Regions from separate parts of the Homo sapiens genome. Here region 2 is linked to region 1. Evidence: read pairs that join two places in POLR2A ChIA-PET (ENCODE). Cell type or tissue: IMR-90. All regions are shown on one strand.

Region 1 (8,000 bases):
ATAAGCAGTGCTGCATTCACCATGACTGTCTGTACGTGTTGTTTGCTTCTATGACTTTATTATTATTATTATTATTATTATTATTATTATTATTATTATTAGAGATGGAGTCTCACTCTGTCACCCAGGCTAGAGTGCAGTGGCACCATCTCAGCTTACTGCAGCCTCCGCCTCCTGGGTTCAAGCAGTTCTCCTGCCTCAGCCTCCCAAGTAGCTGGGACTACAGTTGCGAGCCACCATGCCCAGCTAATTTTTTGTGTTTTTAGTAGAGACAGTGTTTCGCCGTGTTGGCCAGGCTGGTCATGAACTCCTGACCTCAAGTGATCCGCCCACCTCAGCCTCCCAAAATGCTGTGATTACAGGCATGAGCTACCGTGCCCAGCCTTAGGATTATATTATTATTGTTAGAAGTAGATTTCCCAGATCAAATGGTATATTTATTTTGTTATTGTTGTTAGAGATGGGGTCTCCGCTCTGTCACCCAGGCTGGAGTGCAGTGGCGAGATCACAGCTCACTGCAGCCTCGAACTCCTGGGCTCAAGCATTCGATCCTTCTGCCTCAGCCCCCCAAGTAGCTGGGACTACAGATGTGCACCGCCACATCTAGCCAATTTTTACTTTATTTACTAAAAATGAAATCAGTATTCAAAACAATAGTGTTTTGAAACATGCTTTTCCCCACTTACAGACATTTTCAGTATTTCAAATCTCATTTTAATGAGTTTATTTCCATTTTCATTTTGTGTATATGGATAATTCGTTTATGTAGCTCAAAATTCAAGATACTTAAAAGGCATTCAGTGATGTTCCCCTCTCAGTTTTTTCTTCTCCACTCATCCATTTTGCTTCCTGAGATACAACCAGTTTTACCTTTCTTTTATATCCTTCCACAGCTATATTTATACACACCTAAGCAAGATTGCAAATATGTTCTTCTTTTCCTCACATATATACTAATAATTAGACATGTGCACTTCAATTTTCTAGAAATAATTGCTTAAATTTTCATCTAAAGAAGACAAGTTTTTATTTTTGTTTTGAGACAGAGTCTCACTCTGTCGCCCAGGCTGGAGTACAGTGGTGCTATCCCAGCTCACTGCAGCTTCCACCTCCCTGGGCTCAAGTGATCATCCCACCTCAGCCTCCCGAGTATCTGGAACTACAGGTGTGAGCCACCATACCTGGCTGATTTTTTAATTTTTTGTAGAGACGGGGTTTCACCATGTTGCCCAGGCTGGGCTCAAGTGATCCACCCTCCTTGGCTTCTCAAAGTGCTGGGACTACAGGTGTGAGCCACTGTGCCTGGCTGGTTTTTGTTTTTTTAATGAACATGTTGCAAATCACGCAGAGCACCTGTTATTCTGCATTTGCTGGGTTATAACAAACATTGTCATCTCTGCCTACATTTAAAAGGCTCTGGTGTTATTTTAATATGTCTTTTCAATTTAGTAATTAATTCTAATTTTCCTTTGAGCTGAGATGTTATTCATTGTTCTCCTAGAGTTGCTTTTATTTGTTCATATATGTTTCCCTTAGCATGTTTTTCGTATCTCTTAGTTATTAGATACCTGAACATTTGACATTGGTTTTTCTCAACTATTTGAGATGCTATGTTAAAATCTATATATTTAAAAATAATTTTGCCCAATTTATGTCTAAACTGCTCAAAATGCATCTCAGCTGCTCAGTCACTGTGGTTTCTCTTTCTCCATTAGGATGTTGTACCTCAGGCGTTGTTAGATCAGTATTTATCTATGACTGACCCTTCTCGTGCACAGACGGTTGACACTGAAATTGCTAAGCACTGTGCATATAGCCTCCCTGGTGTGGCCTTGACACTCGGAAGACAGAATTGGCACTGCCTGAGAGAGACGTATGAGACTCTGGCCTCAGACATGCAGGTGAGTAAAGCAGTTAAAGAATTAGCAGAACGTGCATGTGGAAGGCACAGTGCTTTGCTTTTTGTAACCTAAAGAATTTCTGTTCATGTTCTAGCATGTTCTTAGTGTTATAGGAAATTATGTATGGAAGAGCTTAAGAGTAATAACAGAGCATGTTCTTTTTGCAGTGTCAGAGTCCCACAATTTGGCTTCTTCATTTTTATCTAAAGCATTAGAAATTGTTATCACATTCAACATGCCTACATTCCTAACTTAAAATGTATTATTATCTAGAGTTTATATGTAAATTAATTGTTCCGAATATAGGATTTAATTTTTCACCTAGAAATAGTATTATAAATGCTTATTTGATTTGCACAGTAGATCTGAAAATATTTGTTGAAACCGTAGTAGAACTCCAGTATTACTAGCACATGTGAAGTTCTGGGCCCTGCATGCCTTGAGCATTGCAGTACAGACAGGAGAAGTTCCGTGGTTCTTGCTCTCTCCTCATCCCCACACACCACCCCCAACCCCTTTCAACAGAACACACAAGGTAAACCCTTGCTTCACGTCATTTTGTCTGGACATCTGTGACTTTTGTGTGACCTCTTCCCAGGCTTGATGACCTGACCTCCCCTGCCAGGGCTGATTTCTGTATAAACAAAGTTTGCCCCTCTTTGAACACACCTGTTCCTTCAGTGAAGTTGATCTCTCAGTTATTTAAAAAAAAAAAAAAACAGTCTGATTAGGCTAATTTGTACTGAAATGTGATGACTTTTCCTTAAACTTCTTAGTAATTGTATTTTTCAAGGAATCAGTGCTGTTGACTCAGCAAGTTATAAGTTGGAAGTAATCTTGATAGGTCAAGTTCCTCCTTTGACCTATGAGGTTAGGAAAGCTGGGCCCAGGGGAAGTGAATTTATCCTTAACCAGGACCCAGAAGAAGTGAATTTATCTGTGTTCATATACTTTTTAAGTGCTGCATCTGGTCATGGAACCACAAAGGCCCAATTTCCATAGAGTGCTTTGTCCTGTGTATTCGTGTTTTCAGTCTTTATTCTACAGAACTGTAGGGTTCCCGTGGGATGTATCTTTCGGGGCACCTGGGTGACTCTGATGGCTCAGAATCTGGATGGGCAGTTTCTTCTCTCTGCTGCCCCCCTCTTCCATCAGAACATCTCTGCCTTCATCTGTCTTATATGTTGAACTTGGGCGTAAAATTTTATTTCAAGAGTGGATTCTGGGGGGAAGGGAAAGGAAATACAGTGTTTGCTCTAAACTGTTTCTCTTTAGGTAAAATTTTAAGTTACTATGTAAAAATTTTATGATTAAGGCACCATGGAGAAAAGGATGTTTTTAACTTAAAATTATTATAAATGCAACACATTTCTGTTGAGGGTTTCTTTTCCAAGGCTGTATGCTGATTTCCCTAGTCTTATATTTCTTAAATTGCCAATTCCTTAAAAACAAATTTTATTGTTCTGTTTTGTTTTTCTTAATCCAAGGTTTGGCTGTACAGGAATCTGAAGGGGAACAGTAAACCGGGGAGGGTGCTAGAGATCCTTTGGTCCATGTGCAGCCTCAGTACGTCGGCATGTTCTAGCATGTGCTTAGTGCTACAGGAAATTATGTATGGAAGAGCTTAGGAGTAATAACAAAGCCATGTGCAGCCTCAGTACGTCGGCATGTTCTAGCATGTGCTTAGTGCTACAGGAAATTATGTATGGAAGAGCTTAGGAGTAATAACAGAGCATGTTCTTCTTGCACTGTCAGAGCCAGGGTCCAATGTTCAGAGAGCTACAAAAACTTCACGATTGCTAAGCATTTTCTCCTCATAAATGAAAGGAAGATAATACGTACTAGGCAGGGATTTAAAATGTTTCTGTTACACTTTTCGATGCATAATTTAGGCATTTAAAGTTAGTATCTGTTATTCTGATTTAATTTTTTGAGGTTAGTAACATTCATATATAAATTAGCCTTTGTATATTGCCTAATGGTTAAAGTACTGCGTACTTTGTGGTTAGCTTACTAATGTGTTTTCATTTCTGCAGTGGAAAGTTCGACGAACTCTAGCATTCTCCATCCACGAGCTTGCAGTTATTCTTGGAGATCAATTGACAGCTGCAGATCTGGTTCCAATTTTTAATGGATTTTTAAAAGACCTCGATGAAGTCAGGATAGGTGTTCTTAAACACTTGCATGATTTTCTGAAGGTAACTTTTAAATTTTTTTGCATAAAAACACAACAAAATTCTGCCGTAATCTAAATCTTTATCTTCTGCTATCACCAAGAGAGGTTTCTTTGTGTTTCTATGTAAGAAAACACAGCCATAAGTTGATGTTAAGATGCAACTTAAAAAAGAAATGGTCCCATAATTATACTCTCACTTTTAAAACAGTATTAGATGATAGTTTACAGACATTTGTATCTTTTTCTTTTTCAAAATTATTGAGTGAAATGTATGTTAAAAAAAATCATTAGCTGCAGTCATCCCTCAGTACATGCAGGAGGATTGGTTCCAGGTCCCCCATGCACACCCAAATCCATGGAGTACTCCTGTGGAACCTGCGTATAGGAAAAGTCTGCCCTCCGTGTACTCCAGTTTCACATCCGGGAATACTGTATTTTCAATCTGGTTGGGACAAACAATTCAAGTATAAGTGGACCCATGCAGTTCAAACCCCTGTTGTTGAAAGTCAACTGTGTATTAAGTTTGGAGGCTTTGTGTGGTATTTCAGGCGTCTTGAGAATTTACGTTTAGCCCTCACTACTTTGATAGAGGAGCTGTGGTCTCCAAAGTGAATAGCCCTGATTTTTTACAAATTGTTTACTCCTGGAGTACTGTTGTTGTTTTTAGACTTTAGCCTTGAAATTGACTCTGGTAATTCTAAGGCTTGAGTGATAGAAGTAATTGTAGTCCTCCCTTTTAAAAAACACTGAGGCTGGGCACAGTGGCTCACGCCTGTAATCCCAGCACTTTGGGAGGCTGAGGCGGGCAGATCACTTGAGGTCAGGAGGTTGAGACCAGCCTGGCCAACATGGTGAAACCTTGTCTTTACTAAAATACAAAAAATTAGCTGGGCGTGGTGGTAGGCACCTGTAGTCTCAGCCACTCAGGAGACTGAGGCAGGAGAATCGCTTGAGCCCAGGAGGTGGAGGTTGCAGTGAGCCAAGATCATGCCACTGCACTCCAGCTGGGGGACAGAGCAAGACTCCATCTCAAAAAAGTAAAAAACAAAAACATTGAGACCATTTTATATTTTATGTAGATCATATTCGGAGTCTCGCTCTGTCACAAGGCTGGAGTGCAGTGGCAGGATCTTGGCTCACTGCAACCTCCGCCTCCCAGGTTCAAGCAATTCTCCTGCCTCAGCCTCCTGAGTAGCTGGGACTACAGGTGCGTGCCACTAAGCCCGGCCGATTTTGTGTTTTTTTGTTTGTTTGTTTGTTTGTTTGTTTTAGTAGAGATGGGGTTTCACCGTGTTGGCCAGGATGGTCTTGATCTCCTGATCTTGTGATCCGCCCACCTTGGCCTCCCAAAGTGCTGGGATTACAGGCGTGAGCCACCATGCCTGGCCTAAAATTTTTCTGATTGTCCCAGTATTGTCCTTTATAGTTTTTCTCCGCTCAATTTTGAATCCCTTAAAGTGCATATTAAATTTAAATGTTATCTTTCTTTAGTCCTCTTAAATCTAGGTGTCACTGGCATTTTTGAGGAGTCTAAACCAGTTGTTTTACAGAATTACCCTCAATTTGAATTTACACAATTTGATTCTGAGTAAGCGGGGTTTTTTTGCAGACATGTTAACCTGTGTAGGTTGTCATGTATTTTTCTGAATGTGCCACATCAGGGCTAATGTGGTGTTGGCTCTTCCCATCATTGGTGACGAGAAGGCTGACAACTCCATTGTAAAATGACCTTTTACCTTTTGTGGTTAATAGAGAATTGGTGAGGTGATACTTTAGAACTCTGAATATCTTTTTCTCTAGAGTCCTTCACCAGTGCTCTCATATCCAGGCATCTATACATGGTTCTTACCTGAATCAGTTAACTGTGTTGGTTGTGAAAGAGTGATTTTCTATTTTCATAATTCTTTCTGTTTTTTTTTAATTAATTAACTTACTTATTTTGAGACAGGGTCTCACTCTGTTGCCCAGGCTGGAGTGTAATGATGCAATCATGGCTCACTGCAGCCTCCACCTCTCCCAGCTCAGATGATCCTCCCACTTCTGCCTCCTGAGTAGCTGGGGCCACAGGCGCACCACCACGCCCAACTGAGTTTTGTATTTTTTGTAGGGATAGGGTTTCACTATGTTGCCCACACTGGTCTTGAACTCCTGGGCTCAAGTGATCTGCCCCGCCTTAGCCTCCCAAAGTTCTGGGATTACAGATGTGAGCCACTATGCTGGGCCATTCCTTCTGTTTTTATTAAGTAACATTCCCATGTAAAAATAACCTGTGCCTTCTCTCCTTCCCCGGTTTCGAAAGTTATTTTAGTATTAGTGGGGACTCTAGGATTTTAAAAATTCAACATAATGGAATCCATTTCTGTCATTTGTTTTGAGCATCAAATTTGACTAGTGGAGACCCCTTAAAGCTGCCTCTTGTGTCCTTTGATTTGTCCTTTGATTTTTAAGTGCATCAATACTTTCAGTTTCAACTTTCCCTTTCCCTGTCCCAGCCTGGAGTCAGCTATTTCTCCAAGGAACTGTGGTCCTTTTTAGTGGAGAATGGTCCTTAGAAACTGAGATCCAGGCACTGGAAGTGCTCATTGCTCCTGGCCTGTCATTTCTTTTAGGTCTTTTCAGGAGATAGTAGCTAGGAGGTGTAGATAGTAGCTAGGAGGTGTGATGCTTTTTTTTTTAATTAAATTACTAACTTCATATTGTTATGAACTGCTTCCAATTCAATACCGTTTTCTCTCTTCACTTTATATATTTTTTTCTTTTTACTCCTGGTAAAAAGTCTGTTCTTAGTAACATTAATGTGTAATATTTAGTTGTGGCTGGGCACAGTGGCTCACACCTGTAATCCCAGCACTTTGGGAGGCCAAGGCGAGCGGATCACCTGAGGTCAGGAGATCGAGACCATCCTGGCTAACACGGTGAATCCCCGTCTCTACTAAAGATACAAAAAATTAGCCGGGCGTGGTGGCATGCGCCTGTAGTCCCAGCTACTCGGGAGGCTGAGGCAGGAGAATCGCTTGAACCTGGGAGGTGGAGGTTGCAGTGAGCCGAGATCCCGCCACTGCACTCCAGCCTGGACCACAGAGTGAGACACTGTCTCAAAAAAAAAAAAAAAAAATTAGTTGTTTGCTGAGTTCCACAACATAAATGAAATAGTTTCAGAATTACTCCACCAATAATAATTCCCACATCAAATCAACTACATAATATTCAGGACTTCCTAGCACATTCTGTCCTTAGAACGTCCCTTGAAGATGTATGGTCAAAGTAGTCAGTTCACACTTTGGCTTTTTTCCCTGTGTGATTGTTTTCCATCTGATGCACAGTTAGGTTGGTTTGCTTCCGTTTATAAACTTACCTTTAAATATTTATAGAGCAGCTATTGGGATACATTTATTTTTTTTCTCTCAACAAATACTGAATGCCTACTCTGTGCTGTCACAGCGTCACACGCAGGGCTTACACACGTGGTTAAGAGCATAATTACTGCCTTAAGCGGGGCCATGGCAACAAGGATGTCATATGAATAAAGGGGGCAAGCCCTGTAATCAGGCTGTGCCCGGGGTACTGTGGGGTTTAGCGTGGCTCATTGATAGGCACAAGGAACAAAGATTTCCAGACAAGATGGTGATTCCTGAAGGCAAATGGAATTATTCAGGGAAAAATAAACTTAATACCAAATTTTAAAACACTTAAATACAGCTACTACATTTCCTCTTCAGAAGAATTAACCATATTGCTTACAGTCTGTTTTTAAGCACTCTAGTAAAAGAAATACTGTCTGTACCTTGTCCTGGTAAATATTTTTATTTTGTTACTTTAGCTTCTTCATATTGACAAAAGAAGAGAATATCTTTATCAACTTCAGGAGTTTTTGGTGACAGATAATAGTAGAAATTGGCGGTTTCGAGCTGAACTGGCTGAGT
Region 2 (8,000 bases), 140 kb after region 1:
AGGGTGAATATTTATAACCCTCATTTTGCATAAAATAAATGAGATTCAGGCATCCCAAGTGACCAGCCCAAGGATCTGCAGTCATTAAGGAGCAGAGCTAGGACTAAATGATGGTCTGGCCCCCGAGCCCAGAGCTCCTCCTCACAGAATATCTGGCCAAGTATAAACCGGGTAAATATCCCTATTTAATGTGAATATTTAAAATTGGACCACTCTTTTGGAAGCTCATAAGCACAGTATGTGTTTGTCCTGATACCAATTTTAATTTAGTAATTTTGGAAAGGGCATTTCAGGCAGAGGGGATAAGCCGAGTGTGTGTGGAGTTACAAGCAGTTTACGTATCTGGAGCATGAAATGGGAGTCAGGCAGGGGTGGGAGAGGAAGCTCGAGGGTGGGCGGTAGCCAAGGGTTTACATATCCTGAGAAGAGCTTGGATTTTACACACTTGGGAGGAGACGAGAAGTGACTATTACTTTTAAGCAAGGAATAATATGACATAGCTGCATTTTACAAAGGTCACTGGGGTAGCTGTGAGGACAATGGATGGAAAGTGCCAAGCACAGAGGCAGAAGGACCTGCTAGGTGGCTGTGCATGGGTCAGGGAGCCATGGGGAGAAAGTGGGGTTCGAGGGAAGGGAGGGAAGGAATCCTGGCTCAAGGTCCCTGCCTACCAGAGAGACCACGGGAAAGACAGATTTATGTACATGTACATCTACACCTAGTCTTACAGTGCTAATTAGCAGATGAAGCATTGTTTTCTAGTTTAATTTTTTTATTGAAAAAAATGTTGAGATAATGAACATACAACAAAATGCATAGGTATTAAGTGTGCAGCCCAATGGGTTTTGACAATTGTGTAACCTGTGTAGCCACCAGGACGTGATACATTAAAGTGCTTTTGGCTGACAGCTAACTCCAGGTAGGGACACTATGAGAAGGGAACAACTTTTTCTCTCTCTTTTTCTGCCATGTACCTAAGGCCCGTTGCTATGGAACAATGCCAGCATTACACCTTCTGATATCTTCATCTTCTCCAATCTCTGGCGTGACCCTGGAGAAATTATGAAAGAAGAAAGGGCAGGAATAAAGATGGACTGAGCACCAGTGTGAACTGTACGCCAGTGATTATGAGTACCAAGGCCATAACCTCCCAGCCTCATAGCCAGACAATGACATGGGAACAAATGGCTTCATTTTGTGGGTGGAGAACTTGAGCCTCAGAGGTCATATGTATTGTCAGGCAAAGCCAAAAAAGTGACTTACTGACCACCAAGAATGAACAGCTAGAGCTCAAACTACAATGGACGTTTCTTAGAAACTCCTAATTCCAAATGTGTTCACTCCAGACAAGGATCTTGGACATAGCGACAAAGTAGCATTGGCCACATCCAATGAGAACAGCCATCAGGACAGAGGCCAGCCTTGTAGCTGGAGCTTGGTGAGGTCAACATAGGTCAGAGGGAGAGGCCAGCACACAGCTCTCTCAGGAACACCACTGGGCTATGGGAGGATCGAGAGACAGATGGTGCCTCCACAAGAGGCGTGGATCCAGGACTCTGGAGGGCCTGGGGCTCCCCAAGTGAGGGTCCTTGGGTGCAAGACTGGGGTAACACTGATGCACCTCTCGGCTGTAGCCACCACTGAAACATGCTTTGGGAGCAGATGTTTGAAGCCACAGGAATGTGATCTGTGCCATTGTAGGCATGATGTGTCAAAAATGTGGTTTGAAAGGCCCATATTTCTTGAAAGCCCTGTGAGATGGTTCAGTAGAGATGCAGGGTCATCTTCACTTGAGTTATACCAAAGTGCTCAGAGTTTCTGTTTGGTTTTTTTATTTTGATGACAAACTTGCTGTTTTAAAAATGCCACAGAATGGCCAGGCACAGTGGCTCATGCCTGTAATCCAAGCACTCTGGGAGGCCAAGGCAGGCAGATCACAAGGTCAGGAGTTCAAGACCAGCCTGGCCAACATGGCAAAACCCTGTCTCTACTAAAAATACAAAAATTAGCTGGGCATGGTGGCAGACATCTGTAGTCCCAGCTACTGGGGAGGCTGAGGCAGGAGTATTGCTTGAACCCAGGAGGCGGATGTTGCAGTGAGCTGAGATTGCGCCACTGCACTCCAGCCTGAGCAACAGAGTGAGACGCCATATCAAAAAAAAAAAAAAGCCACAGAACAAATAAAACTGTGTTATGCTTCATGCTTTTTGGTGGCTCACTTCATGTTCTTTTGACAGTTCCAGTATGTTTCTATTGAAAAATTGTGTTTGGCTCACTGCTGGAACTCACCAAGGGCCTGCTGGACGGGCAAGAAAAACCCAGGGCAGGGGCCAGGTGGGCTCCTGGGAAGGCAGTGGACCTGAAGGTTTCATTTGACTCTGCAGCGGGTTTCTGTGCCGGATGACATTCTTTCAGTAAGGCTGGCAGCAAATTGGACTTCACTATGGTGATGATAGCTGTTCAGAGGTTTGGGTACCTTGCAAGGAAATCCTATAAAGTTCTAATAATATTATGAGAATGCTCACAATATATTGTCAAGTTAAAAAAAAAAGTAAGTTACAATACAGCATTGCAGTTAGATCCACTATTGGAAGAAAGAGTATATAGTCACCTTTGTATACAGAAAAAAAAGGCTAAGGAAGGCCAGATGTGGTGGCTCACGCCTGTAATCCCAGCACTGTGGAAAGCCAAGGTGGGCAGATCACTTGAGTCCAGGAGCTCGAGACCAGCCTGGGCAACACAGCCAAATCCTGTCTCTACAAAAAATATAAAAAATCACCTGTAGTTGCAGCTGCTCGTGAGGCTGAGGTGGGAGGATCATTTGAGTTCAGGGGGTGGAGGTTGCAATGAGTCAAGATTGTGCCACTGCATTTCAGCCTGGGTGACAGCAAGACCCTGTCTCAAAAAAGAAAAGGCTAGAGAAACATGATATTACTTAGGTTTTAAGGCTGTCATGAACTAACAGAGACTCACTGAAATTCCTCAAGAGTGGAGAGGCTCATTGAGGGGAAACACCTGCACAATGATAAGGAAAAGCCACGAATAGTCAGGACTGAAGATTACTCTGGAATCAAGGCAGGTCTAGAGGCCTCAGAAGGAGCCTGTGTGATGGCTTTGCTCTGCTCTGTGGCTGACCAGCTTCCTCACCTTTCTGGATTGTTTCTCTTGCTCACAGCTTCTACTTAGATTTTCTTCCCTTCACAATTTTGGCCTGCACAGGACCTGGCAGGGCCACCCTGGCCCTCCTAGTACAACTGGAATCTTTCAGCTGAGGTCCTGCTTCTGGTCTTGTCATTCTCCCAGGGGCTTCTGGTTCCAACACCCACAAGGGAATATCCATGGCCCACCTGTGTTTGTGCCCAGCCTCATGAACAGCCCAGGCTATGGGACTGTCTTGGGATACCTGTGCTCCCAGCCCAATTAGCCAGGCAGTGTGGGTTACTTGGTGTTAGCCTGGCAGTGCCGGTGGCCTGGACATGGGAGTGGGGCCCCTTAAAAGAAAGAGCTGGCAGTGTCCCCACCATAAGTAATAAAGATAAGAAACACAACGAAAACCTGAATGGTAGAAGAGGATGCAGTTCCACGCTGGTGAACAGGGGCGCCCCACCTTGTGCAGCCCGAGGCTGTCTGTGCCTGGCCCAGAGCAGAGCCTGCCCCGCCTGCCAGGCCTGCCTGCTCACTGCTCCTGGTTCCCAGCAGAAATATCTGGATTTGCCAAATGATTAAATCATGGGTGGTTGTTTTTCAGTCCATCATACAGACCCTTATCATGGGGAGAATCAAGCATTAAATGAAAATAGTTTTTTCCTTTCCCCACCTTCAGTAGAAGTTTTTCTTTTTATCTGGAAATCAAAGAGAGGGCCGGGTACAGTGGCTCTTGCCTGTAATCCTAGCACTTTGGGAGGCCAAAGCGGGTGGATTGCCTGAGCTCAGGAGTTCAAGACCAGCCTAGGCAATAATGCAAACCCTGTCTCTAATAAAAATATTTAAAAATCAGCCAGGCATGGTGGCAGACGCCGGTAATCCCAGCTATTTTGGAGGTTGAGGCATTTGAATTGCTTGAACCTGGGAGGTGGAGGTTGCAGTGAGTCGAGATCAGGCCAGGGCAGTCCAGCTGCTTGGGCGACAGAGCGAGACTCTGTCTCTTAAAAAAGGGAAAAAAGGAAAAAAAAAAAAGAGCAATCAAAGAGAGGAGGAGGAGAGTCTCTGATAAAGGCACGGACATCAGGAGCTCCATGGGGTGCGAAGGGCCCTCCTTCACGGACACTCCTCCATCTGCCAGAGAAGGCAGCAGCTCTGCTGTCTGAATTTTGTCTTCAGAATTGCTGAACACCTGCACTGCTTGAATTTCATTCAAGATTCCTAGTCAGTAGGAATGTGTTCTTTCAAGAGGTCAGATTAATTTCTGGAGCCTCAGAGCGTGAACACGCCTGGCACCCTGCCACTGGCCCCAGGGGTGGCCGGCGTGGCGGTGCTCTGGGCGCTGTTGGAATGAGCTCTTTTGTCCTACAGTCTGTGCTTGTGTAGAATGGGTCCTCAGAGGCAATCTGGTATGTCTGTTCAGAATAGTCACAAAACGGAGAGTTGTAAACACTCTGATAGACAAGTTCGCTTTAATAAATTAACAGTCACCTTTAGATGATTACATGGCTAAGGCTCCCTCCTCCTCATCCGGGAGTGCTGGCCCTGCCAAACCTATCGGACTCTGTATAGCTGGCAACTGCAAGGAAATTCCAAGTCGGGAATGTAATGGAGGCCCTGTGATGGGGGCAGGAGGCACGGGGGACAGAGGAAAGCCATGCAGAGAAGCCGTTTCACACATTAGAAACGTGGCAACAGATGAGAGCCGTTTGTTAGTGTGTTTTATGTGATTAAAATACACTCTTCAAAACTATTCTCATGTAATTTAAAAACCAAGGCTTGGAGTTCCTTGCTGGTATTCTTACTGGTTCTGATTAGTTTAAGGGAGCTGGAATGCAGCTGTTTGAATGCTATGAACTGAATTTGCACTCTTGAACTCCTCTATAAGGAAAAAGAAGGAAATTTCATGGTAGGAGAAGGCACAAACTATAGGATTATCTGTCCTGAAATTTTCCTGCTCCAACCTAAGCCCCTCTGTGGAAACTATTTGGTAGAGTTTGAGAACAGAATCTGTCGTTGTCCATCCAAAACATGATAGATCAGCAGCAGTGGGAGTTTCCAGTTAGGGCAACAGCGTTTTGTTCCCACAGCGTGCTAACATTTTCATCAGAAACTGAGTATCTAGACCTTCATATGAACCCATTTTCTGGGCACTGATAACCAAAGTGCTGCAAAATTGTGAGGACCTTTCTTTCAGAAGTCTCCTCCTCTTTTTTTTTTTTTTTTTTCTATTTTTTTTCTGAGACAGTCTCACTCTTTTGCCCAGGCTGGAGTGCAGTGACGTGATCTTGACTCACTGCAACCTCCACCTCCCAGGTTCAAGTGATTCTCAAGCCTCAGCCTCCCGAGTAGCTGGGACTACAGGTCCCAGAGCCACCATGCCCCGCTAATTTTTGTATTTTTAGTAAAGACGGGGCTTTGCCATGTTGGCCAGGCTGGGCTCAAACTCCTGGCCTCAAGTGATCCATCCGCCTCAGCCTCCCAAAGTGCTGGCATTACAGGTTTGAGCCACTGCGCCCAGCCAAGAAGTCTCTTCCTCTTTGAAGGGCCTCCCCAGCAGCATTAGGGGCCTCTCCTTCCAGCTCCCATGGAACCCCTATCCTGGCCCTTCACACAGCTGTCCTGGTTTTTAATGTCATTCTCTCCCATTTAACCTGATTTTTTTAGGAAAAAAGTTTTAAGATAAAAGTGTCTTTTTAGTTTAAATGTTTACTTTTTGAAAAGGTAGTACATTCTCATGGCTCAAAACTCAAAGCTACAGGCCTGGTGCAGTGGCTCACACCTGTAATCCCAGCACTTTGGGAGGCCGAGGCGGGAGGATCACTTTAGGTCAGGGGTTTGAGAACAGCTTGGCCCACATGGTGAAACCCCGTCTCTACTAAAAATACAAAAATTAGCTGGGCGTGGTGGCATGTGCCTCTAATCCCAGCTACCGGGGAGGCTGAGGCAGGAGAATCACGTGAATCCAGGAGGTGGAGGCTGCAGTGAGCCAAGATTGCGCCACTGCACTCCAGCCTAGGTGACAAAATGAGACTCCATCTCAAAAAAATAAAAATCAAAGCTACAAAAGGGTGCACTGTGTAAAGTCTCTTCCTACGCATGCCTGTTTCTCAGCTCCCGTTTTCCCTCCCTGGAGGCAGCCAGTGTTTTTATTTTCTTGTGAATTCTTCCAGGTATCTTATTTGCATACAAGCAAATATGTACACAATTTTTTCTCTTTTTCTTGTTTTAAACAAATGCCAGACTATATGTGTACATACTTCTGTACCTTGTTTTTTTCTGTTAACAATATTTCTTAAGAGATAATTTCTATCCATCCATCATATTCCATTATAAGAATGTATATAATTTTATTAGCTACCATGGTTGGACATTTAGGTCCAAAATTTTGCCATGGCCGGACATGGTGCCTCATGCCTGTAATCCTAGTACTTCGGGAGGCCAACGCAGGTGGATCACCTGAGGTCAGGCATTTGAGACCAGTATGGCCAACATGGTGAAACCCCATCTCTGCTAAAAACACAAAAAAAATTTAGCCAGGCATGGTGGCACGTGCTTGTAATCCCAGCTACTCAGGAGGCTGAGGCAGGAGAATCGCTTGAACCCAGGAGGTGGAGGTTGCAGTGAGCCAAGATCACGCCACTGCACTCTAGCATAAGTGACAAGAGTGAAACTCTGTCTCAAAAATAAAGAAAGAAAGAAAAAAGAAAAAAGAAACAACAACAACAACGAAATTTTGCCATGACGATGCCACAATGGATCATTTCTCACAGTGTAAGATGATTCTACAGGATCAGCTCCTAGACTTGAAACCGCTGGGTCAACGCGTATATGCCAAGGCACCCCTCTCCCCACAGAGGCTGTGGAAAGTTACATTCCCATAAACAGTGGGACCGCTTCCCACAACCTCCCCTAGGTTAGGCGTTATTTGATGATTGTCAATTTGACAGATGAGAAATGTTGATCACTGTCAATTTGATAGATGAAAAATGGCATCTCCATCTTTTTATTCTGTGTCCCTGTTCTAATTTGCAGTTCTCACATTTTGAGAAAGGTGGAGAATCTTATGTGTTTAATGGCCATTGGCATTTCCTGGTCTGTGACTAGTCTATCTATTTTTATAAATCAGGTTGTTCTTTATCTTACTGACTTATCAAGAATATATTGTACAATTTCTCATTTGTCATTTTCATTGTTTAGGGTGTGTTTTTCATTCCCAAATTAAAATTTTAGTTTTATAGTAAAATGTATCAATCCTCTCTAAAAGCCAATAAATGCTTTTAGATTTTTTAAAATTGTAATTCAAAAGGCCTTTCCCACATAGAGACTAAAAAAGTTTTCTCTTTTTTGGGTATTTTGTGGTTTAGTTTTTTGCATTGAAATGTTTGATTGATATTGAGATTTATGTTGGTACAAGGTGTGAGGTATGATTCCAGCTTCATTGTCTTTCAGGTGGTTACCCAGTCATTCCCACATTTATTTAATTACAGTTCCCACTGGTGTGCAGGACCACTTTATCTTATACCTCATGCTTTATGCATTTGGAACTATTTCTATACTTATCTCTACCATAAAAATGTCTGTTCATATTAATTACTATAGCATTTATAACATGTTTTAATATCCCTCACCTGATTTTAAATGCATTTTGTAAGCAATTTATTATTGGTGTTCTTCTGGATGCAACAACAGAAATAGATTCTTAAGCAAGAAAGCACATTTAATTGGAAGATTTTTGTGGGAAGTCTAAGAATCAAATTGGGGAGGACAAAGAGAAGATCAGCTCCAGAGAATCTGTTGGTAGAACTCTTCTCCAGAATGGTGTCATTAAGTGACTGGCCTCCTGGGTAACTGTCTTC

What was found. ChIA-PET counts read pairs that join two places held together with the same protein. Peaks named below come from ENCODE experiments on the same cell type or tissue, not always from the same donor. Only the 100,000 strongest peaks of a DNase experiment are listed, where the experiment ranks them.
Region 2: POLR2A ChIA-PET joins it to region 1 with 6 read pairs; 2 of 35 experiments call an interaction of 5 or more read pairs at or near these places.

The regions. Positions count from the first base shown.
Region 1 is chr18:9,553,320-9,561,319 of GRCh38, reverse strand. PPP4R1 (protein phosphatase 4 regulatory subunit 1) reads left to right here. Exons shown (of 20, transcript NM_001042388.3): 14 at 1,716-1,901; 15 at 3,938-4,099; 16 at 7,898-7,998. Among named protein-coding and RNA genes, the nearest start is that of PPP4R1, 57 kb to the left of the region's middle. In IMR-90, no CTCF peak of the experiment used is centred here; no DNase peak of the experiment used is centred here; H3K27ac peaks cover 155 bases.
Region 2 is chr18:9,413,872-9,421,871 of GRCh38, reverse strand. LOC105371980 (a long non-coding RNA gene) reads right to left here. Exons shown (of 3, transcript XR_001753550.2): 3 at 755-1,051. Among named protein-coding and RNA genes, the nearest start is that of RALBP1, 58 kb to the left of the region's middle. RefSeq lists an enhancer at 4,086-5,033. In IMR-90, no CTCF peak of the experiment used is centred here; no DNase peak of the experiment used is centred here; H3K27ac peaks cover 960 bases.